Linked DNA regions of Mus musculus: region 2 is linked to region 1. Evidence: chromatin loops called from intact Hi-C (ENCODE). Cell type or tissue: left cerebral cortex. All regions are shown on one strand. Links, peaks and the distances in the headings refer to the core of each region. The heading gives the core; the rest is flanking DNA. Region 1 overlaps Tmem108 (transmembrane protein 108). Region 2 overlaps Gm29154 (predicted gene 29154).

The links. Peaks named below come from ENCODE experiments on the same cell type or tissue, not always from the same donor. Only the 100,000 strongest peaks of a DNase experiment are listed, where the experiment ranks them.
Region 2: a loop joins it to region 1, with 3 times the contacts of the local background. A loop is called at or near these places in 1 of 42 quality-filtered maps.

The regions. Positions count from the first base shown.
Region 1 is chr9:103,558,284-103,562,678 of GRCm38, reverse strand. The region is part of intron 3 of Tmem108 (transmembrane protein 108); the gene reads left to right. 4932413F04Rik (RIKEN cDNA 4932413F04 gene) reads right to left here. Exons shown (of 3, transcript NR_040764.1): 1 at 3,184-4,395; 2 at 229-307. Among named protein-coding and RNA genes, the nearest start is that of 4932413F04Rik, 3.4 kb to the right of the region's middle. In left cerebral cortex, for the core only: a CTCF peak has its summit at 2,287; DNase peaks (open chromatin) are centred at 3,270 and 3,793; H3K27ac peaks cover 1,978 bases.
Region 2 is chr9:103,938,117-103,942,511 of GRCm38, reverse strand. It overlaps Gm29154 (predicted gene 29154), which reads left to right. Exons shown (of 7, transcript NR_168125.1): 4 at 2,967-3,060. Among named protein-coding and RNA genes, the nearest start is that of Gm32797, 4.6 kb to the left of the region's middle. In left cerebral cortex, for the core only: no CTCF peak of the experiment used is centred there; DNase peaks (open chromatin) are centred at 915, 2,332 and 4,244.

The DNA of each region.
Region 1 (4,395 bases), core at 132-4,131:
TCTTCCTGTATTAAATGCTTAACTTGTATTAGTTTCCTTAATCCCTATGTAAACTAATGCAGTAGAGTGTTCACAGAGCCCGTGACAGGGCTCAGGGTCTAGGAAATTACTGCCAGACCTGAAGACCTATGCTCAAGCCTAGGACCCACATGGTAGAAAGAGAGACCTGACCCCGCAAATTGACATCTGACCTCCACAAGTGCCTTGTGGCCCCACACTAAAACTCACTTCTCCACAAATGATGAACACTCTTTTGTTGCAGGAACAGCAGTAAAATAGACACCAGGTCCTTTCCTGAGGAGGCTGCCTGTGGGAATAGTAGAGAGTAGAAAAGGTTAACAAGAAACATGAAGATCCGTTGTCAAAAGGGGAACAAGGCCTATGGAGAAGTTAGGAAATGGGGTGGAGTAACATGTCAGTCAGCTTTCTGTTACTATGACAAAATACCAGAGTGTGATGGTTTGAATGAGATTGGCTCCCATTTGAATGCTCTGTCATCAGGGAGTGAAACTCTCTGAGAAGGATTAGGAGGTGTGGCCTTGTTGGAGGAGGTGTGTCCTGTTAGAGGAGGTGTGGTCTTATTAGAGGAGGTGTGGCCTGTTAGAGGAGGTGTGGTCTTATTAGAGGAGGTGTGGTCTTATTAGAGGAGGTGTGGCCTGTTGGAGATAGTATGGTCTAATTGGAGGAGGTGTTGTTTTGTTGGAGGAGGTGTGTCACTGGGAATGTACTTTGATCATCTAAAGCCCCACTCTCAGCTCCAGTGCCATGTCTGTCTGTCTGTTTCCCACCAAAATGATCCTGGACTAACCCACTAAAACTGTGAGCAAGTCCCCAGTTAACTGCTTTCTTTATAAGCGTTTCTTTCATCATGGTATCTCTTCACAGCAATAGAACAGTCACTAACACTGAGCTAGTCATGTCATAAGGAAGTGAGACTCAGCCCAGAGGTTTCAGCCATGTATGTTTGGCTTCATTGCTTTGGACCTGAGGTGAGGCAGAACGTCATGGTGGAGAAAGTCCAATGGACAAAGCTGCTTACCTCATAGCAGTTAAAAAGCAAAGAGAGAAACAGGGAAAGGTCTGGGTTCTAGTGTATTCTTCAAGGACACACCACCAGTGAACTAGCTTCCTCCCACTAGGCCCCACCCACTGAAATTCCACCATGTCCCTGTACTGACCCGGATGAGTAGGCTGTTAACAGTTAGGCCTTTGGGAGCATTCTAAGATCCAAGGTGTGACAGGCAGGGAGGTGACATTTCAGACACGGTAAATGAGGAAAAGCATATTAAGATGGCTGCCTGTCAACCTCTTGGCTATCTCTTGATGGAAACAAACCAGATTGCTTGGTTGATGCGTGGTTAAAGTGAAATGAAACCTTTCAGGGCCAGCCTTGACCTAAAGTAACAATAGCAGCGCAAAGGTAGAAGCAACGTGTAGCTCTTATCCACGCAAAGGGAAAAAGCTCTGGGTTTCCCTCACTGCTCACACCCTTTGAACCCTGAACTTACAGTAGATAGGAGCAAAGGTGACAGAAAAAAACTCCAACAGCCCAGCACTGCACCTCAGCTGCAGTGGGAGACAAAGAAGGACCTGGGAATCTCATGCAAATAAGAAGCCATGTTATCGCAAGCAGAAATGTTAAACGGCCGCAGCTAGAACGCTTAGAGCGGGGAAACGGAACCCACACTGCACTAATATGCCAGCTGCTGGCACAGTAACAGCTGAGCAGTACCTTGCCTCTCTGTGTGATGGTTTATAAGAGGAGAGTTGAGGACTGTGAGGGAATTTTTTTTTTCAGTTGAGCCACGTGCAACACTGGGGCAATACTGAAAATGTTCATGGCCATTAGAACTGTCCGTCAGAACAAGCAGCGGTGTGTCTTCCTTCTGAAACCCTTCTAAAAACACTTGTAAATGGAGCTGCCCATAGAAAACAAAGTTTAATTTACCCATCGCTGGAACGTTTAGGTAAAGCTGCAGCCTCATGGGACTCTGGATTCCCATGAGCATAAACCAAGAGAAAACTGAAAGGTTCGTCCATGGCCAGCTTCTCAGCGAGCGTGTGTTGTACCTCAGCTTCCATGTCCCCGATGAGGCCAGCAAGTTCATTTCCGCTCAGAAGCAAGCTCCTTGTCTTACCTGAAACAGCTTCAGCTCCTTGCCTGTCAGCATATGCTCTCTCAGCTCAGGATTCCTGACCAACTATAGCTTGGATCACCCCCGCCCTGTCCCCACCCCAACAAGCTCAGGAACAGTCCCAAGGTAGAGCGCCCCCTGTGGGGGTATTTGGCAGAGCAAGCTCTGCAGTAGCCTTTCGGGCTATCTGAACCCCACCCCCACCCCCACCCCCAGTGACAACAGGAATCTGTGTTTCAGATGAAGATCATGAATGTGTATTTTGATCGGTACCTTGATGATGGGGGGGGGGGAGGTCTTGAAGGGTGAGCCGAGACTCACCAAGCCCACAAAGTGTGGTTAGGTTACACGTGGGCTGTGAGGTGTCTTTAAGAGACCAGGGGCAGTATAAATGTGTTCTTAGGGCTGGAGAGATGGCTTGCAGAGGACCCATTTGGTTCCCAGCAGCAGGTGGGTGTTAACCACCTTTGTAACTCCCATTCCCAGGGATCCATCACCCTCTTCTGACCTCCTAACCTCCATAGGCCCCTACCTGCATGAACATCATTCCCATACAGACAAGCTGGCACGCTTCTATACGGAAATAAGAATAAATATGTTCTTAGTATTTTCATCTTCAAACAAAGGCCTCAGGAAGGTACCTACAGCTTTGCTGTTTAAACCCTAACTGAAGGTAAGGGTTGCTCAGACCTCGGTAGATTCATCACCCTGGTCTGGTTCGGTTCAAAGCTTTCCTTTGTTCTCATCACACCCAACTCTTGTTTGTTCCTTGCTTTGGCATAAGAAAAGTAAGCAGTGGGGCTGGAACTCAGAACACCACTGCTTAAAGACATGGCAAGCAGGACCAAGCCACCCCCAGAATGCTCTGCAATTGGCAATGGGTCTGCAGGACTTTGCTTTGTAGCCTGGCTCCTGGGGGAGCCCTAGACAGTAGTCCTGACATTTTCCCCAGCGTTGTTCCCACACTTTAAAGCACCCGGCCTGGCCTCCTCGGCCTGGCCTCCTCATTCTCTTCTGCCGCTCCCCTGCTGTGGAATCCTGTTCTCACCATGAATTTGCTGAAGAGAGGATTTTCAGGAGCTCTGAGCTTGGGATAGGCAGTGCTTGGCTCCCAGTGCCAGTTCATGTATTCTTTTCTTACTTCAAGTGACTCCATGCCACATCCTGACTCTGTGTCTCAAGTCTGGTCCTATTAACTGTTACCAAAAGCACGATTCACTTCCTATAGCCGGAATACTGCACGGAATCTTTGACACCTTGATAAGAGTGTCAAATACCATAAACGGTGATGGGCGTTTTGTTTCTGAAGGACAACAGCAAACAAGGCCTTGTGTACTTCAATCTTGTACTCTGCTGCTTTTTCTAAGGCACAGAGAGGTGTCAGTTTGCCAGTGGGTACCTTTCAGAAAATGTTAGCGCACAATTGAGTTTACACACAAACCATCTGCATTCATCAGAGCAGCCAGCCTGCCACTGCCTTCAGCAGTGAGACCCACACACAGAGACACAGAGTCCGTTGTGCCTGCCTTCAGACTTCTCCCTTTGAATCTATTACTTCTCCACATTCCTCAAAGGCAGAAGGCTTCTTTGTATCTGTCCCCTAACACATGCCTAACACAGGGCTCCGTACATGGGGAGCCCTTGACAAATGTTGACTATTAAATGAACAAGGTTGGATACCAGCCAGTGCTGGATTAGATGCAGAGTTCCGGCCAACGATGAGTGCGGTACATATTCACTTGGAACTGGAATGGATCTTAAGGATTCATCTCACCAACTTCCTGTGTTTAGTCAGAGCCAATTTTTAAGCACCTAACAAATTAGGACTCTGTATATTCAGCTCCTGAGTTGGCGATGGAATGGTTCTGCCAGCTAACCCATCAGCACGAGCATCCTAGGTACAACCTGCGCCCACCTCCTCTTTCTGCACTTACAGGAGTCGAACATGCCTGGATTTTTTTGTAGAGGAGTTTTTGTGTTACTGAAGACTAGTCTTGTTAGCAATATCTGGTCTGCTTCAGATTAGAAGCGGGGACTGTCAGCTCAGACTCTAGGAGAAAAGCTACAAGACGGTCTATGTGAATTTTAGAACCACTTCCAACGACAGCTGGTGATGTGGCAATCAGATTCCACACACTGGGAGAGAATCTGCAGGCTGGAAGACTGCCATCTTTTGCCAAAGATAGACCTGAGCAGTATGCAAAAGGTCTCAAATGCATTGTGTTTGAATATTAACTTCCCACTCCCCGAAGTGTTTGGT
Region 2 (4,395 bases), core at 280-4,279, 380 kb before region 1:
GGCTCGCCTTAGAGTCAGAGCTCTGGGAGGGTCAGTGAGGTGCTTTTCTAGATTAATTTAACTGAGAGGAGAAGATTACTCTCAACTGGGGTAGTGCCATTCCGTGGGCCCATGGGTCCTTTACTGCATAAAAAGTTGAATACCAGCATTTATCCCTCCCTGCCTCTTGACTGTGGGTATGATGTCACCAGCTGCTTTAAGTTCACCATGCCCTCCCACTTCCATAAAATGGGGCCTTGAGCCATGAGCCCAAACAAAACTTTCTTCCATTAAGTTGCTTCTCCTCGGGTTTTTGTCACAGCAACAAGGTGAGTAACTGTTAGATCCTCTTTGTGGCTGTGTCACGCTCTCCTTCCTTACTCTTCCTTGCTGTCTTTTATTTTAATTTTAAAGACTACATTTATTTGTGTGTGTGCACGCATGCGCAGCATGTGTGCACACACCACACACACACATCTGAGCCGCGCGTGTGCGCGCACACACACACAGGTTAGATGACAACTTTTAGGAGTTGGTTTTTGCTCCTTAGGATGGAACTCAGGTCATCAGACACGGAGGCAGTGCCTTTACCTGCTGAGCCATCTGTCTCATGGGTGCTGTTGCGGAGGAGTTCGTTATCCTTGGTAGTGCCTTCGCTCTCCTTCCTTCTTTTTCACTCACCCTGTCCACGCTGCCATCCACAGTATTTCCAGTTGCAACTGCTCTCTATTACCCATCTATCCCTACCGTCCTGACAGTGCTTCCGTAGGCTGTTCAGTAGCTGATGTATTCGTAGTGTTCCGCTCCTCTAAGAGTTCTTCCTTACGTCACAGCCCATAGGGAAGGCGTACACGCCCCACAGAAGCTGCAAGCACAGATCTTATCTGTGAACTTGTGAAGACATTGCTAAATGGCTATGGCATCCTTTTCCACCAAGGCGCCTCAGGATATTACTCATTTGCCGTGAGTAACTGCTCCAGGCTGGATGACTAGTCAATTCGACAGAACCCAATTCCTTCTCTAGCTAATTCCGTGGCCTTGCTCATAATTACAGCTTAATCCTTTGCTCATTTGCAGGGACTTTCACGCATAGATTGCTGAAGTGTTTTCCACCAAGGGCCGCTTTTCATTCAGGAGAGGCTGTGAAGGCAGAGACTAGGGGGCTGTGGTGCTCTGCCCTTACAGCGGAGAGACAGACAACGTAGCACAGAGCTGCTAGGGTAACCAATGTGCTCTTGCCTAAGGGGCCAGGTTGTCACACCCATTTTATTTTCCTCTCAGGGGTCCCTCTGGGAGACCTTGTTATTTCTGTGGTTCAGAATTGCAGATGGGTAAAAGGCTGTAGCAACTGCGCGGAATGGCCATGCTCTGGAGTCTCTCGGGTCAAGACGAGGATGTGTTCACATGTCACAGCCCATTTCGTTACTGTGGCGGACTTCTCAGCAGGCATGACTGAAATCTCTCCCCTGGGAATAGCAGGTGTCTCCAACAAATAGCCGCATCAAAGTCACAGAGATCTAAGTCTTATGTTCCAAAGTCCATTTGGGAAGCCACAGAGACGCCAAAGCGTCTCTGAACACAAGATCAGTGTCACCTGTTAATCTATCTGCTAATTTTCTTAGGTTGTACTGTCCAGTGCAGTTGCCATCCGTCCTGTGAAGCTACGTCAACATGAAACTAAATTAAATTAAAATGAAATGAAATTAAAAATTTAGTTCTTCAGTCATGTTAGCCACATTTCAAGTGTTCTATCTACACTGGCTATGTGTCTGGCCGAGTGGCTCCCATGTCATATGTGGAACACTGCAGTAGGCCTGTGTCTGAGCCAAGGTGCTCTGGGCAGTGTCTGTTGTGTGTTTGGAACCCAAACTGCAGAGACATCCAAATACACACGGTGGCTGAGTGGTACAGAGAGAGGCACATTGGGTTGGTTGCTGTTGGATTTTAAATTAATTTCCGGTCATTTTGTCAACCATTTGGCAACATTCAGTTCTGTGACCCTCACCTGGTCATTGTGGCCTACACGTTTAGAGGCTATGATTCATATCATACAACTTTTATGTTGCTCTCAGCCAAATAAATGCTTTTCTCCTTAAGGCTCTTTGTTTAATGTGTCCTCTGAGGAGAGCATCAGGGGACTGTTTATGTGTTGTAGTCAGAGGCTGGTGTGGTAAGCAAGAGTGTGCTGTTTATTTTCTGTTGTTTCTGTAGCTAGTATCTTCCACGATCCACGTGAACTCTCTTTTGCATGCGTTTGCATGGTCGGGTGATTTGCAGTTGCCTCAATATGAAAGAGGTAGAGAACTCAGTCATTCAAGAGAGGCACCATTGGGGAATGACGTAAGGCTTCTAACTGCTCTGTGACATTTTTATTCCTACTTCTTCTCTGGCCTTAAATAAGAGCTTGTGTGCACCAAAAATAGACCACCCAGTTCCGTGTGGCTAAAGCTGCCACAAGATTTTGAATGAGGTCCATTTGAAATGACTTCAGATAGATTGCGGTGGCTATCCCCGATGTAAAGTTTATTCTTCATTGCAACTGGAAGCCAAGTGTTTGCCTCCCAGAGTACTCCGAAGATGAGATTAATTTTTAAAAGCGCGAAATAGCACGAAATAAGAAAAAAACAGAAATAAAATAAAGTGTGGCATGTGAAAAACATCTTTATGATTTTTAAAAAAGATTTATTTATTTAGTATAGGTAAGTACACTGTAGCTGACTTCAGATACCCCAGAAGAAGGCATCAGATCTCATTATGGGTTGTTGTGAGCCACCATGTGGTGCTGGGATTTGAACTCAGGACCTTCAGAAGAGAAGTCAGTGCTCTTAACCACTGAGCGATCTCTCTAGCCCCCCATCTTTATTTTTTTTATCCATAGGTTTCACAGATTAGTATTCATCCTTGTGATTTTTGACTGAATTGCCTCTTGGAATATGCTCTGCCTGAGTGACTATTATTTATGCTCTCTCCTTTCCCACACCATCCAGAGGTTAGAATCCTGAGAACTGTTTGGAATAAGGAATCCAAATATTGTCTTCCAGCTTCACCTTGTCACGACAGTCCTCGCCAGGGACAGCTGAGGTGGGTTGACTCATCACATGACTCTTGACCAAAACCTCATCTTACGTGACTTCCTTCAGCCTCCCTCCAGCAAAGGAAGAGTTTGACTCTTGTTTTTTCCCCCTAAGGTTTAATAAAAGCTCCCCAGGCAGTGCTATTATTTTTTTACTTGAGATTCAAGACTAATTCATTTTTCTCCTTTATGGCTTTAAACTTTAAAAATGGAAATGTAATTTATGTACAGTGAAATGCACATATTTTTAGTATATACTTTGATGGGTTTTGACAAACACATACATCACGTAACCCACTATCAAGAGGTAGGGGATTTGTATCTCCTTCGTAAGTTCCCTTCACCCTTTCCCAATCCACACACAATGACTGATCAGTGCAGCTCACCTAGAATCTCATATCCTTTCGTATCAGGCATTCTTCGTTTTCTATGAATTTTAATTAAACATTGAAACATTGGACCAAACCCCTTGGCAGAAAGGCTAATTCTAAAAATATAAAGAGAATGACTTGGTCTTTTAGAAAAATCTTTTTAATTTCTGATTGTCATGACAATGTGGGTTTTGACAGGTTAGTTAAACTCTCTGAGCCCCAATTACCACTCTAAAAGGATTGCTAAAGTATCACCTTTCAACATTTTTTACTACGCTAAAGTAAAATAAGCATCATTTGTGGAGTGTTAAAATATTGTCCATTCCTTCTTTTAGAAGAGAATGTGTTTTTCATCAGAGACTAACAAGTCAGTTTGGCCAATTGTGTGGCCGTATGTTAGCATAGCTATTCATTACAATCAGCATATTATAAATGTCAATTGTTAAGTAGGCAGAGACCAAATTATTCTTTTATACAATTGTGTGTGTGTGTGTGTGTGTGTGTGTGTGTGTGTGTGAGAGAGAGAGAGAGAGAGAGAGAGAGAGAGAGAAAACACTCATTTAATCTTTATGCATGTCCTATGAAAAATTATCTTCTGTTGTCTTCAATAGACCAGGAAACAGAAACACAATGTGGACTTTTAAAAATCAGACCTGTAGCATTAAAGAGTTCACTTCGAATGGAGTAAAACTATGTCCCCAGACAAGGGAACCTTTAGTCTTGTGACTGGTCTGCACACAGAGGAGTTTCCGGTGCAAGCTGGGACCCAAATGGAACAGATGTGTGCTTCACTGAAGCAGCCCACATGCCTTCTGCCTCCTATGCAGCTGGTGCTTGGTCGTTGACTGAGTCCATTCCTTACCGATTCATTCATGAACAGGGTGTGCTATTCTAACCACTTATGCAACTCCTATAAGGCAGAAAGTATTCTGGGCACTGGAAAGTCAGCAGTACGAGAGAGAGAGAGAGAGA